3 separate regions of the Homo sapiens genome follow, and all the other regions are linked to region 1. Evidence: chromatin contacts called from ENCODE Hi-C or POLR2A ChIA-PET data. All regions are on one chromosome and are shown on one strand. Each heading gives the region's core, a stretch centred on a gene start or an enhancer-like site at or near the end of the contact. The rest is flanking DNA. Distances are from core to core; before and after follow the strand shown.

The links. A loop is a pair of places that touch in the nucleus more often than their neighbours do. ChIA-PET counts read pairs that join two places held with the same protein, here RNA polymerase II (POLR2A). Pooled maps may share reads with other maps.
Region 2: a loop to region 1 is called in a pooled map, with 5 times the contacts of the local background. The contact joins the promoter of LINC02595 here to the enhancer-like site in region 1. A Hi-C loop is called at or near these places in 1 of 37 single-sample maps with no recorded cell type and 11 of 50 pooled maps. POLR2A ChIA-PET finds 5 or more read pairs at or near these places in 1 of 52 experiments (activated CD8-positive, alpha-beta memory T cell).
Region 3: a map of ascending aorta shows a loop between it and region 1 (3-fold over the local background). The contact joins two enhancer-like sites. A Hi-C loop is called at or near these places in 1 of 168 maps with a recorded cell type or tissue (ascending aorta) and 11 of 50 pooled maps. POLR2A ChIA-PET finds 5 or more read pairs at or near these places in 3 of 52 experiments (H1, activated CD4-positive, alpha-beta T cell and activated naive CD4-positive, alpha-beta T cell).

Annotation. Positions count from the first base shown.
Region 1 is chrX:45,619,810-45,623,813 of GRCh38, forward strand. No RefSeq gene overlaps it. Among named protein-coding and RNA genes, the nearest start is that of LINC01204, 120 kb to the left of the region's middle. Within about 2 kb of position 1,987, at least 4 of the 41 ENCODE cell types and tissues checked have a DNase peak (open chromatin) inside an H3K27ac peak, as active enhancers do.
Region 2 is chrX:45,849,696-45,853,699 of GRCh38, forward strand. LINC02595 (long intergenic non-protein coding RNA 2595) reads right to left here and starts at 1,795. Exons shown (of 3, transcript NR_125365.1): 1 at 1,659-1,795.
Region 3 is chrX:45,801,489-45,805,492 of GRCh38, forward strand. No RefSeq gene overlaps it. Among named protein-coding and RNA genes, the nearest start is that of MIR222HG, 33 kb to the left of the region's middle. RefSeq lists enhancers at 392-970, 1,633-2,832. Within about 2 kb of position 2,168, at least 6 of the 41 ENCODE cell types and tissues checked have a DNase peak (open chromatin) inside an H3K27ac peak, as active enhancers do.

The DNA of each region.
Region 1 (4,004 bases), core at 737-3,236:
AATAATATGAACTCCATGAATGAAACAGCATGAAATACAAACCACCTGATATGTGTGCCCGTCTGAGGACAGGTTACAAATACATTCTTGTCATTAATTTGTTCACTTTTAATTTAGTGTAAATGTATCTTTGACTAATGTAACTGTTTTAAAAAGAGCTTAAGTACCAATAAAAATCAAATATTTCAAAAATTCTCATTTATTTAAATAACCCAATAATATTGTGTTGCTTATATGTATATTTTGAGAAAAACATTTTTAAAACAAATTTTTAACAAGAGATACTAGAGATAAGTTAAATACATCAAAATATAAAATATAGTGCTTATTGTGTCTGTTTCTAGCAGTAACATTATGAAAAATGTATTATCTTAAAAAGACAAAGATTTTATATGTGAAGAGAAAATATCTGGGAAGATCTATAAGAAAATAGTAACAGTGTTGACTCTGGAAAGAGAATCCAGGGTTGGCAGGGAGACTTACTTCATATTTTATATATTCATTATATAATGGATTTTATAACATGTAATGCATTACTTTAACAAAAAAGAATAGTTGAAAGCCAGCAAGTAAAGCTAAGCTTCTGCCACTTTGTTAACCATTTCCCCTGGCCACAGGCAGAACTTGATAGGAATCTAATGCATAGAATTCACAGCAGTTTAGAATTGGGGACTTTAAAGATCATCTGTTGTATTACATTAACTATTTCCAAACTGGTGTTGAGTTTGCTCAGTTCACCTGCCAGTAAGTAAAACCACATTCCAGTAGAGCTAAAGAATATGGGCAGCTCTTGAAATTCACCTTAATGGAATTTGAGCTATAGTTGATGGTGTAGATTTCTGCTTTATTCCTTAGTGTCATAAATGCCAGGATCATTTCTTACAGAAATGGGTAGGATGAGTAGAATAGGTGTTTGCCGTGAGTCTTCCATCTCCTCCGTAAGTTCCAAACACATTCCATTACAGATTCAGATTTTTGAATGAAGGCACTGACATTTACTGAAATGCATAAGCTCTTGTGGGAAACAAGCAATGAAACTTAACCATGAAGAATTAAGTCTATTAATTATTTCCTGAAAGTTGGAAGCAAAAATATGGGGAAAAGGGGAGGAGAAATTGGGAACACCATGGAGAGGAAAGAGAATACTGAAGAAAGCTTGGTCCACTTTCTCTTCTGCCTTATTAGTGTGTAATAAGCTTTAGAAAGTGGGTTTTGGTGGTAACTTTAGCCCGTCTGAAGCTGGACAACACCAGCAATTTCCCCAAGTCCAGTACACACACACACACACACACACACACACACACACACACAGTTTCCTCATTAAGTCCTACTCATCATTGAGGACTTTAACAATTCTTAACTGCCCATGGCATACTGACTACAACATCTCTCATAGTCTTTATAGCACTATATTGTAATTATTATTTTTCTTCTCTTCTTCACCAACTCTTAAAATCTTTGTGGGCAGTGACTGTGTCTTCTATCACAGTATCTTCTAACACCACATCTGGCATATAGTAGGTGCACAGTAAATTTTTATTGAGTGAATGAATGAAGAAAATGAAGCCACTTAGCTGCATTTTAACACTAAAACCCTAAATTTTTCTCCAAAAAGAATATGAATTTTTAAAGAATTATGAACGTGTTCCCCTCCCAACAATGATTCTTACGAATTTTCCATGGCTATAGCTTGCGTGTGAGTCTTACAAACAGCATTTGGCAGCAGTGTCCTTCCATATTTTCCGGGAAGAAGGAATTCTAAGTGATACATATTCAAAGAATTCTCAGGTTTTTGCATGGGTATGAAGATTTGGAGTTGGTGGGGAGGAATGGTTGGAGGAATGGGTGATAGAGAAGAAAGGAGTGAGAAGGAATATAAAGGACCAGTCACTATGGGTGGGGAAACCCAGGGTAAGAGCTGACAGAGGTTGGCAGAACCTCCAGGGCAAGTTTACTTTAGGTTGGCTATTCCCATTTCAAGTGTACACACGCCTCTGGAACTCCCTAAAGCCATTTGGAGGGGAAAACCACACCTACAGCTTCTGAAATGAAAAGTACCTCCAGGCCTCCAGAAATTAGTCCCGTGGTCTTACTATTACTCACTTCCTAGAAAAGTCATAGCTGGTCTATCCTGACCTTCAGAGCCTGCAGGAGTACAAACTCATTTTCCGAAGAATGATGATTCAAGAAGAATTTAGAGAAATCACTCAGGAAAGCCTCAGAAACAAATCTTTTTTGTCTTTTACTTTACTAAAACCTTCATGAACATTTTTACTGGGACTTTCTTTGGCAAGTTCTGGGTGAATCAGCATGAAAAACAAAAGCAATGTTGAAATTTAAATCTGTAAAGGATGTCATTTCCATTTTCTAAAAACTGCTCAGAACTTGAATGCGAAGTAATGATACATGCTTTCCAGCTTCATGTGAAGTCATACTTATAACCTGCAGCTTGGCATCATCTCTAGTTTTAGTGGTACTATTATTACCTATAGTTCTTTATTTTCTTCAACAACTTCAGTCTTGTTTTCCACCCTGGCATCGGTAACAGTAGTTCACCTTTAGAGAAAATATATTTACATTACCTTTACGTGTGTATGCTTACTTAGCAAGCAGAAAGCCAGTTTTGAGAATACTCTGTCCATTATTTCCTCCTCCCTTATGCCAGACTCTTGAGATTTTAACATTTGAATTAAGGCAAGGTTCTTTCTTCCAGTCTGGTTATGTCTTTTCAGGCCAAGTGAGTATGGCCTATGGATTCAAGCCCTAGATTGTAGCAAGTAGAAACTTGTTGATAGTCCCTCCCTGAAATAACTGCCATCAACCAAAAGAAGCAGATAATCCACTTTTGTGCTTAGGGCAGCATGTTTTGTAGATGCCATGCTGCAGGCATACCTATGTGGGCTTGTGAGAAATGAGGAATCTGGCCTATGTGCTTCAGCATCTGCAAACAAGCAAGCTCACAGTTCATCCCAGTCCAGCTCTTCCATCAGAGGATGACACATGCACCATTATTTTAATAAAGTCCATGTGTTGTGAATGAGTCTCATTCATCAATTGTCCCCCCAAAAGTTTTATTTCTTGCAACCACTGCATTTCATCTTTCTCACAATGAATTCATATTATAGGTACTCACAGATGTATATATTGACCTACCAATTACTTCAAAAGAAAAAGAATGGAGAGGGATATAGCAAAGAGATATAATAGAGATAGATAGATAGATAGATAGATAGATAGATAGATATAGATAGAATGCTTAAGGAACCACTGAATCAGTAAATCAAGCAACAAATGTGGGTGTTACTGGCATGCGTAGAATGATGGATGGATATTCTAGGAGCCTACATTAGGAGGACACTAAAACTTTCACTTTTTTCATCCCCTGTCAAAGCTCTTGAGATGGTTAAATTTTTACTAACAGGATGTTTTCATTAAGAAGGAAAAAACCCCACATAAATGGTTGAAAGCTAACATCTAATCAAATCTAAGGATTTTCCCCCATTCTCTCATTTCTGGAGCAGATTGGTGCAATTTATTTTCCTGCCTTGGGCAGTTCAGCAGCAGCTGAGGTTGTAGTCACAACTTAGCAATGTGGCTCATGTGACTTATCCAAATAAGAGCACAATTAGCAAAATGTGTTCCCATAAATGGCAGTTTAAACACTAAACTCTGGAGAGAATCCAGATGAAATCTAACACAGAACAGCATGGGGAAAATGGTAAGTTCTGGTGAACTAAAATGCATTGGTCATGCCTTTGGCTGGAGAGGGTCAAAGTCAGAATGACTTGAGAGTTTTTAAAAAGTCACTACTAAAATTCCCAAGCCAAATAGCAGTCATTGCCTATAGCACTTTGTGAATGGGAAAAAATATGTAAGCTCTAAATGTTAGACTCAGGAGAATATTGTATTTGTCAGACTAACAAAGCACTCTAACTTCAGCATTCTAAATTTAGAACCAATGTTGAACTGTTGGAGTTCTGTGTCCATAAAACTTTGAACTATTG
Region 2 (4,004 bases), core at 545-3,044, 230 kb after region 1:
ACTATACACCACTCTGAGCCGATCATTAAAGAGATGGAGTCGCAGAACTCAACTTACAGCCATTTCAAGACCTGTCGTTTAAAATTAAAAGAAAACTTCACCGCTTTGTTCATCTGTAATTCAGAATTCTGTAAATTGACACAAAGAAAGATCAGGGGCGATTCAGGCTAAGGTTACTTTACCACAAGGTTGTAAGATGTCTATTTAAAATAACAGTAATTCTAACCTGAACTACAGTTTTGTCCAATCCAAACAGCAGTTTGGTGGGGTATTTTCATCAAAATGCCCTATCCTTGATTTGAATATGAATGACTGCGGAAGGGTCTTTCTGAAACCCCACGGATTTTAATACAGGTAGGTCCTTTTTCCAAAAAAAAAAAAAAAAAAAAGTCAGGAAATGAACAAACAGGAATAAAAATTCATGAACAACTATCGGCAAATCCAAGCAGCCATGAGACGTGCGAGTGTGTGTGTGTGTGTGTGTGTGTGTGTGTGTGTGTGTGAGAGAGAGAGAGAGAGAGAGACAGAGACAGAGAGAGAGAGAGAGAGAAAGAGACAGAGAGAGACCGACCGACAGACACACACTGAGATTTCTGGAGTTAATTGCGAATAACCGCGCCGCGAAGCTTTTTTACCTCCTCCAAGTCCCACAGTCTACCTAGGACAAGTAAGCCCGGCTCCAGCACCTTAAGCCAAAGACACAAGCACCACCACCTCCACCCCCACTACCTAGGCGAGACAGCGCCAAAAGCCACCGAGCGTGCACGCCAGCCAGGCCCGCTACCCCGCAAACCCGGGAGCTTCTTTATCCCCAGCAGAGATCCGCCCCACTTACCAGTAATTTACTTTAACGCCTCGAAAGCATGATTTGGTTTACGGAATTGCAGCAAATAAAAGAAAATCAAGTCTCCTTGAGACACTGTCCTCCTCCTCCCTAGGACGCACATTCACACGGAACACTCTCCTTTCGCTCTCAACCCCGAACACGCTCTGGACTATCCCAAGAGGGTCTTTGGGGACCCGCCAGAGATCGATACTGCTCCCACGTGCCTCCATTAAACCCTTGTCCAAACATGCACAAGGCGCCAAGGGCATGTGCAGAATCAGCCCTCAGAGTAAGTTCAGCAAACCCATTCCCTACCCCCGAAAGCGCGAGGGAGCACCCTGACGCAAGCGCCGGCCCCGGCAGACAATACTCAAGCAACTCCAGCCTTCCGCGCACACGCCCCGACCGGTCCAGCCACCACTCTCTCCTCCCATGGTCCCTACAGTCTTCGGGCCGGGAGCAGGGGGCGTCCTGATGGTTGCTGGGTGTGGACTGTGAAGAGAAGGGCAACCTGCACACGCCACCGATACTGCGGGGCGGGTAGGAGATCGCAGTTTTCCAAAGCCCCACCGGTGTGCCCAGCTCCTCAGAAGGGGTGGGGTGGGGACAGTGGAACCGAGGGAGTGAACCCTAAGGGAGGCAGCTTTTCTGCACCTCTTTCCCACCTACCACAGCGCGCGCGCAGAAGCGCGCCCACCACGGGGCCGTGCACCTTCCTTCTGCCCCTGGACCTACCCAGCCCTCGCCCCCAAGCGCAGTGGCCTGGAAGAGCGGGCGTCCGGCCCGCGGTGGCCGGGGGAGCGGGCAGAGCGCCGCGCTCGGGGGTGCCCACCTGCGCGCAGGGTCGTCGCTGCTGCCGGTGCACCCGCCGCTGTTGCAGTCTCCAGCTGCAGGAGGAAGAGGCGCGGCGGCTGAGCCCCCGGACTCCACGCGCCTACTCGCGCCCCGGAGCGGTGGTCCTCATTTCCCTTCGTCCCGGCTGGCGAGCCACCCACCTCGCCCGCAGGTTCTGCCAGTCCCGCGGCCCGCCAGAGCCCAAGCTATCCTCTCCGCCCCTTTCCCGCCGCCCCGCGCTGCGCTGCGCTCCGCCCCCTGCCCGCCCATCCCCGCCGGGGCCCAGCCGGGGGCTGCGGGCGCCGCGCCTCGTGCCGCAGATTTCGGGTTCTTGGGTCTGTGGCGGTAGAAAGGGGATGGGGGGGACCAGGGGTGCGGCCCTGGGGTCCGCCCCCAACCCCGCTCTCCCAACCGGTTCCCCACTCCTGGGGCCCGCGGCGGCCGCCCGCGGCTAAGGGTGTGGGAACCGTGCACTCTGCCCCCGCTCTTCCGGCGTCTCCCCGCATGGCACCTTCCGTGGCCCAGAGGGTGCCTCGTGTCTTAGGGGGAGGGGGGTTGGTGAAGCAAGGTGGAGTGAGCCTGAGAGTGGAAGCGAAGAAATTACCATGTGAATTGCCAGGGGATGCAAGTTGCTGCCTGTGCCCTGTTTCTTCTACATTAACTACCTGGATGTGCTGCTTCCCTTGCTACAACCGCAGTAATATTCAGAAGCTTGAATATAAGATTTCCAAGTTAATTGGCTGTAGGGTGGTTGGGTTTTTTTTTTTTTAATGTAATGATGGCAGAAGACAACAGATTCACTCTTTTTAAAAAGTTACTTTACATATATGTACAATATATAAAGCCATATTTCTAATTTAAAAAATAGCAAAATGTAAATAACAGAACAGCTGTGTTTTACAGAAACAAATCCAGTGTGTATGTGTTATTTAAACCCACGGTAATTATATTAATTGGTTCGTTTTAAAGTGTATTTTAGGTATTTCTTAAAACGGACTCAGAATTTAGGGATTAGGAACCCCTGAGTTTTAATTTGGCTTTTTGTCATAGTTCTAAAATGTCAATTTCATGGAAATTACTAAATGAGGTTGTTTAGAAAAATGGGTTCTTTTTCTTCCAGGTTGGCAGCATTTTCAGATCTGGCAAAGGACAGAATTTTTTTTAAAGCCAAGAGATAATAAAATTCTCATTCATTTTCTGATGAGGGAATATCTGGTCTGGTAGCTTTTTCTTTGTTTCTCTCTTTGAGGCAAACTTCTTTTCTGTTTCTTCTTACACGTTTTTCTTCCAAAATTTCTCCTAAGTATAGGCAAAGTTATGGAAGCCGTGATTTTTGAGCCTTTGTTTTCTTAAAAGAGATGGAAAATTAATTATAATTCATTATCAATATCTATCCCAGGCTCATGATACTACATTTCACATTGATTAACCCTGTTTTTCAACTCTGCTTTTAGTAATTTCACCTAACACTTGAGAACCAAGAGTTTTTTAAGTTTCATCCTTATAAGAATGAAAGGCACACTTTAATTAACATTTTGAACCAAAATTAAATTCATTAAATTCACTAATGGAAAGTACGTTAGTACAGTATGTGTTGCTGGGTAAATGAGGACAATGTGGATGATAAACAGTTCTGAAGAAAAGACTCTGAAGCAAAGAAAACAATCCTTAGAAAAACTGATGATCCCCTTTTCAAGGAAAGGATGACAAATGCCAGTAATTATGCAAAGAATGACTCCTGCCTCTCTTTGCTTTGGTTTTGTGGCTAGGCCTGCATTTATCTCTCTTGATCATCATAATAAAAGTAAAGTAATTCAGCATTCCGGTGACACTGCTTAGTAAATTAGCAATTTGAAAATGCTTTTATTACCTAATTAATCCAAGCAAATGCCTTCGATAAATCCAGTTTTACTCTTAACATTTTTTGTGCCTCCAGAGAAACACTTGCATGAAATAAAAACAGCTAAGGCAAGCTCTAAAACAATTGCTAGCCAGATTCCTTGGGTGTGTGAGTGCAGCAATAGAGTTGATATTAAGTGACCTTTGGGTCTTAAATTATATATCAGATATTGGTTCTGAGTTGCTCACTGGCATCTTCTTGAGTGAGTTTCTGTGTGTTTGCTTTGCCGTTTATTCCCCAGAAGCATGCTTCATTTCTTCCTTTCTGCCTTACTGAATCTACCTTAGTCTAAATTATGTTCATTGAACTCTCACCAAAAAATCAGACCCTAATCCATAGCCCACTTGACAATCATCTTTGTCCTTCAAGTTTAGTCTCTTTTGAGGTCTTTGGTAAGAATCCAGCATGATTAAACATCCAAAATTGGAAAGAGTACTTCATTAG
Region 3 (4,004 bases), core at 918-3,417, 180 kb after region 1:
AAAATCATTCTTTGAGTAAGAAAATCAATTGTTACATGTTTTATTAAGAACCTAACTCTTGGCCAGGCATGGTGGCTCATGCCTGTAATCCAAACACTTTGGGAGGCCGAGTCAGGAAGATCGCCTGGAGCCCAGGAGTTCAAGACCAGCCTGGGCAATGTGGCAAGACCCTGTCTCCGTAACGAGGGGAAAAAAAAGAACCTAAATCTAAATTAGTGTGTACTGTAATACATTATAGTGAAATGTTTCCACTAGATGGCACTCTGTTTTCTTCAGTGACCAGAGACACCTCTTCACACTTCTAGTATCCATCACCTGATAGAAATATTTCTTGAGCTTATTTTATAGCTCCAGTGGGCACACGTCTTTGTATAATTTATTCCGTGATTTGAGTCAAAAATATTGTTTGCTTTATTTTCTTAAAATGCCTTCTTTCAGGTTTCAAGCCTCACTATCATTCCAGAATTTTAAGACAAGGTTTGTGAATCCAGTCATTCAACATATTCAGTAAGCCATTACTTTGTGCCACTATTATCTCTACAGTCTGAGGAAACCCATTCTCTTTAGCATTGACCAACATAAAAACTGTCCATCCTCCTACACATTTGCAAACTGCATAAGATTCAAAGAGTAACTCTGAGCAAGGAGGAAACAAATGCTTTCCACCTTGTTTGCATGACTCTTTGATGATGCTGGACACCCCACTGATTTTTACTGCTTAAACAAAGGGTTAGCTATTCAAGAATAACTTCTAGCTTCCTTTTGTATGTCAAAGCTGAAAACCAAAGTTCTTTTTTAAATTAAAACCAAATAGCTAGGAGTTCACCAGTTCCAATGAGGTTCGGCTTCTGCACTCCAATCATATTTATTAATATCTATAGCATTTCCTGGTCCATTCAATAACCTCCTTAATAAAACATTTCTGTTGTCCATACTCCTCAGCTCATCACTGCTCTCTGCTGAAAAGCTCCAATAAACCCAAGACTCTAAGTTCCATCCAGTACTGAAGTTTCATTTTAGGAAAGGTATTTCAAACTTTGCTAATATGAGTTTTTTTTAAAGAAAAAACAAACTCATTCGGGGGCTTACATGTCAAAATGAAAATAGAGTCATGCTGTTTATTAACCAGTTTCCAAAGTGCTAAACCTAGATGAGATTGGAAAACTTTCAATCTCTGACTTTACAGAATAAACGCTTATAATACTTCAGAATGAATTGGAAATAGTGATTCTGCATAAGAGAGACGATACTTGTAATATGTGGCACTAGCCAAAACCAAAAGACACAAAAACAGGAGACACCCTCAATTTGGATTGAGGTGTCCTGCAAAGGCTTGAGGCAATTCTTATACCAAACGTCCATATAAATCCCTCTGAATTCATTTTTCATTTATATACACCAACAAAAACGCTGAAGAGTAGAATACAATAACCAAATTGGATTTTAAAAGTTATTTCCTTTTAAAATAAGCAATCTGCTCTAATTGTGAAAGCAAAACTCTTAGATAAAATTTTTCCTAAATACAAAAAATGTTTCCTAAATACAACACTAAGCTCTACAGGATGGTTTCTCTGGACCCCTTGCCCAGGGTCAAGTGAAGTTAGGAAAATGGAGTTTCAAGGAAAATAACATTTACAAAATATTTTCAAGAAGAATGAAAACAAAACATTCTCTGATCAACACACAGATAATAGAAAATTCCACAACAGACTATCCTGTCCTTGTACATTTTGATTGGTTGTATGTTTGCTCTATTTATAAATAATGTTATGATCTTTCATTTTAAAAAGATAGCATCTATGTTTACGAAAAAGATGGTTGGTCAGTTCTTGTACTTTTTTATACCATGATAAGAAAAAAAAAAAAACCCCTAAGAAGAAAAAGTCAAACAAACCTTTTATGGTTTCAGTTCACAGACATTACTGCCAACCTTGTTTTAATCAACTGGTTGCTCTTGCTTACTGGACATCTATGGTATTTCTTCAATGCAAAACAACGAGCAAGCTCATCTGCCAAGAACTCCCCCCAGGAGGCCAGTGGAAAAGAAGCCATACTTGTAAGAATTCTAAAGGAAACAAGAACTTTGTAAGGGTAAACGGAGTTACTTCCGAATTTCCCTAAGGGAATCCTTATTGTGACCACTTCAGCTGCCTTTTGTATTAAAGCAACCTTTAAATAGCTCTCCTTCTACTTATATTCCTCCTAAATTCACTATTGTTACTCATTATGAGTTCACCAATATTAGTCAGCACAAGTCAGTTAGTCACCATATTTTTTAAACCACCAAGCCCACCCACCCCAACCAACTTCTGGTTTTCCCTTCCCTTCGGTATTTTGCAACATTTGAGAAGATGAGTAACTATACCCAAGAAATGCTGCTGGGCTTCTTCTGTTTGCTTGTGGTCTAAACAGTGACCATATCTCCATTAAAAAAAGGAATGCAACTCTTCACAACTCTTTCCAGCCACTTTCTTCTCTCGTGAGAAGGTAATACCTGGGATTTAGGGAGTTACCTTCAGATTAAAAATTTATTCCGCATATTTTGCTTGGCCATCATTTCTCTTAAACTTATTTAGTAACAGGTCACACAGTCAAATTCATTTCTTTATCCAAACAATAAATAGGCAAATGGGCACCATTCTTTCTTTTGAAAGACCCTAGTCTATGGTTTCTGTCAATCACAAATAAGAAATGAAAAATGATCCTGGAAACTATGGCCTGTGTTGGCCTTCAAACTTATCTGTCAATTGAGGTCCTACACAAACAGCCCCAACATATCTTCTCTATCTGGCAAGACTTTCACAAATCCGCCATCACTATAACATGCTTGCTGGATTGAAAGAAAAAGCCTCCTTGCTCTGGGCAATTCACAGGGGCCTTGAAAGTTCCCCTGCCCCTCTGTCCATCCATCCCCAACCACCTGAAACCAAAGGCTCCTCGAGAAACAGAACTGGAAATGGAAATGGAAATGGAAAACTTCCCTAACCACCGTGACTACCAGCCACTTCCTGCTCTCTGGACTCACAGTGCACTGACATCTCATCCTTCCTAACCCACCATGTACCCACATCTTCCCTTCCCTACTCAACAGTTTGCTCCTTCCAGAGATTCTACCCTGAAGTTTCTCTGTTTTACCCACAACACCTGGCATTTGGATGAACATACTAAATGTCTGCAAAGCCAAACCTCCTTCATTTTTTAAAGGTAGGACATCCGAGACCCAGGGCAAATTCTTGTCCTACCCATGTGTGGGTTTCATTCAAGCAACCTGGAATAGCAGTGGTGTATAACTAAAATAAATAGCACAAAGGAGAATTCCCCCAGAGAACCAGTAATCACCATCTGCACCTCCTAATGAGCATGACAAATGTGTCCCTCACAATACTAAGGTAATCTGCCACTTCATAGGGACCTTTTCTTCCACATGGACAAATGCCACCATGAATTGCCATGGAATTGTCTATTTGGCCTTTACAGAGTGGCTGCATTGAACTAAGAGAGGGGTTTTGCTTGCTATGCAACATTGGGTGTAGACTTTCTCCTTGAATTTCTTATGAAAAGGAAAGATGGAAGAAAGTGGTTGTCAACATGCAAAAGTTTTTTAACTAGCCATTCACATTGGAATATGGAAAAAATCTTCACCTATTAATTGCTATACTTTCTCTCTCTTGTGTGTGTGTGAGGAGGGAGGAGGTGAGAGAACCAAGAGAAGAGCCAGGAACGATAAGGGAACAAACTTCATATTAGAGTAAACGTGATTTTTCCAATACGCTCATAGTATGCTATCATTCCCAATTACCTTCCCAACTGCACTTCTCATATAATGTATTTGGGAGGCCGAGGCAGGCAGATCACTTGAATCAGGAGTTCAAGACCAGCCCGGCCAACATGGTGAAACTCCGTCTCTACCAAAACTATAAAAATTAGCTGGGCATGGTGGCAGGTGCCTGTAATCCCAGCTACTCGGGAGGCTGAGGCAGGAGAATCGCTTGAACCCGGGAGGC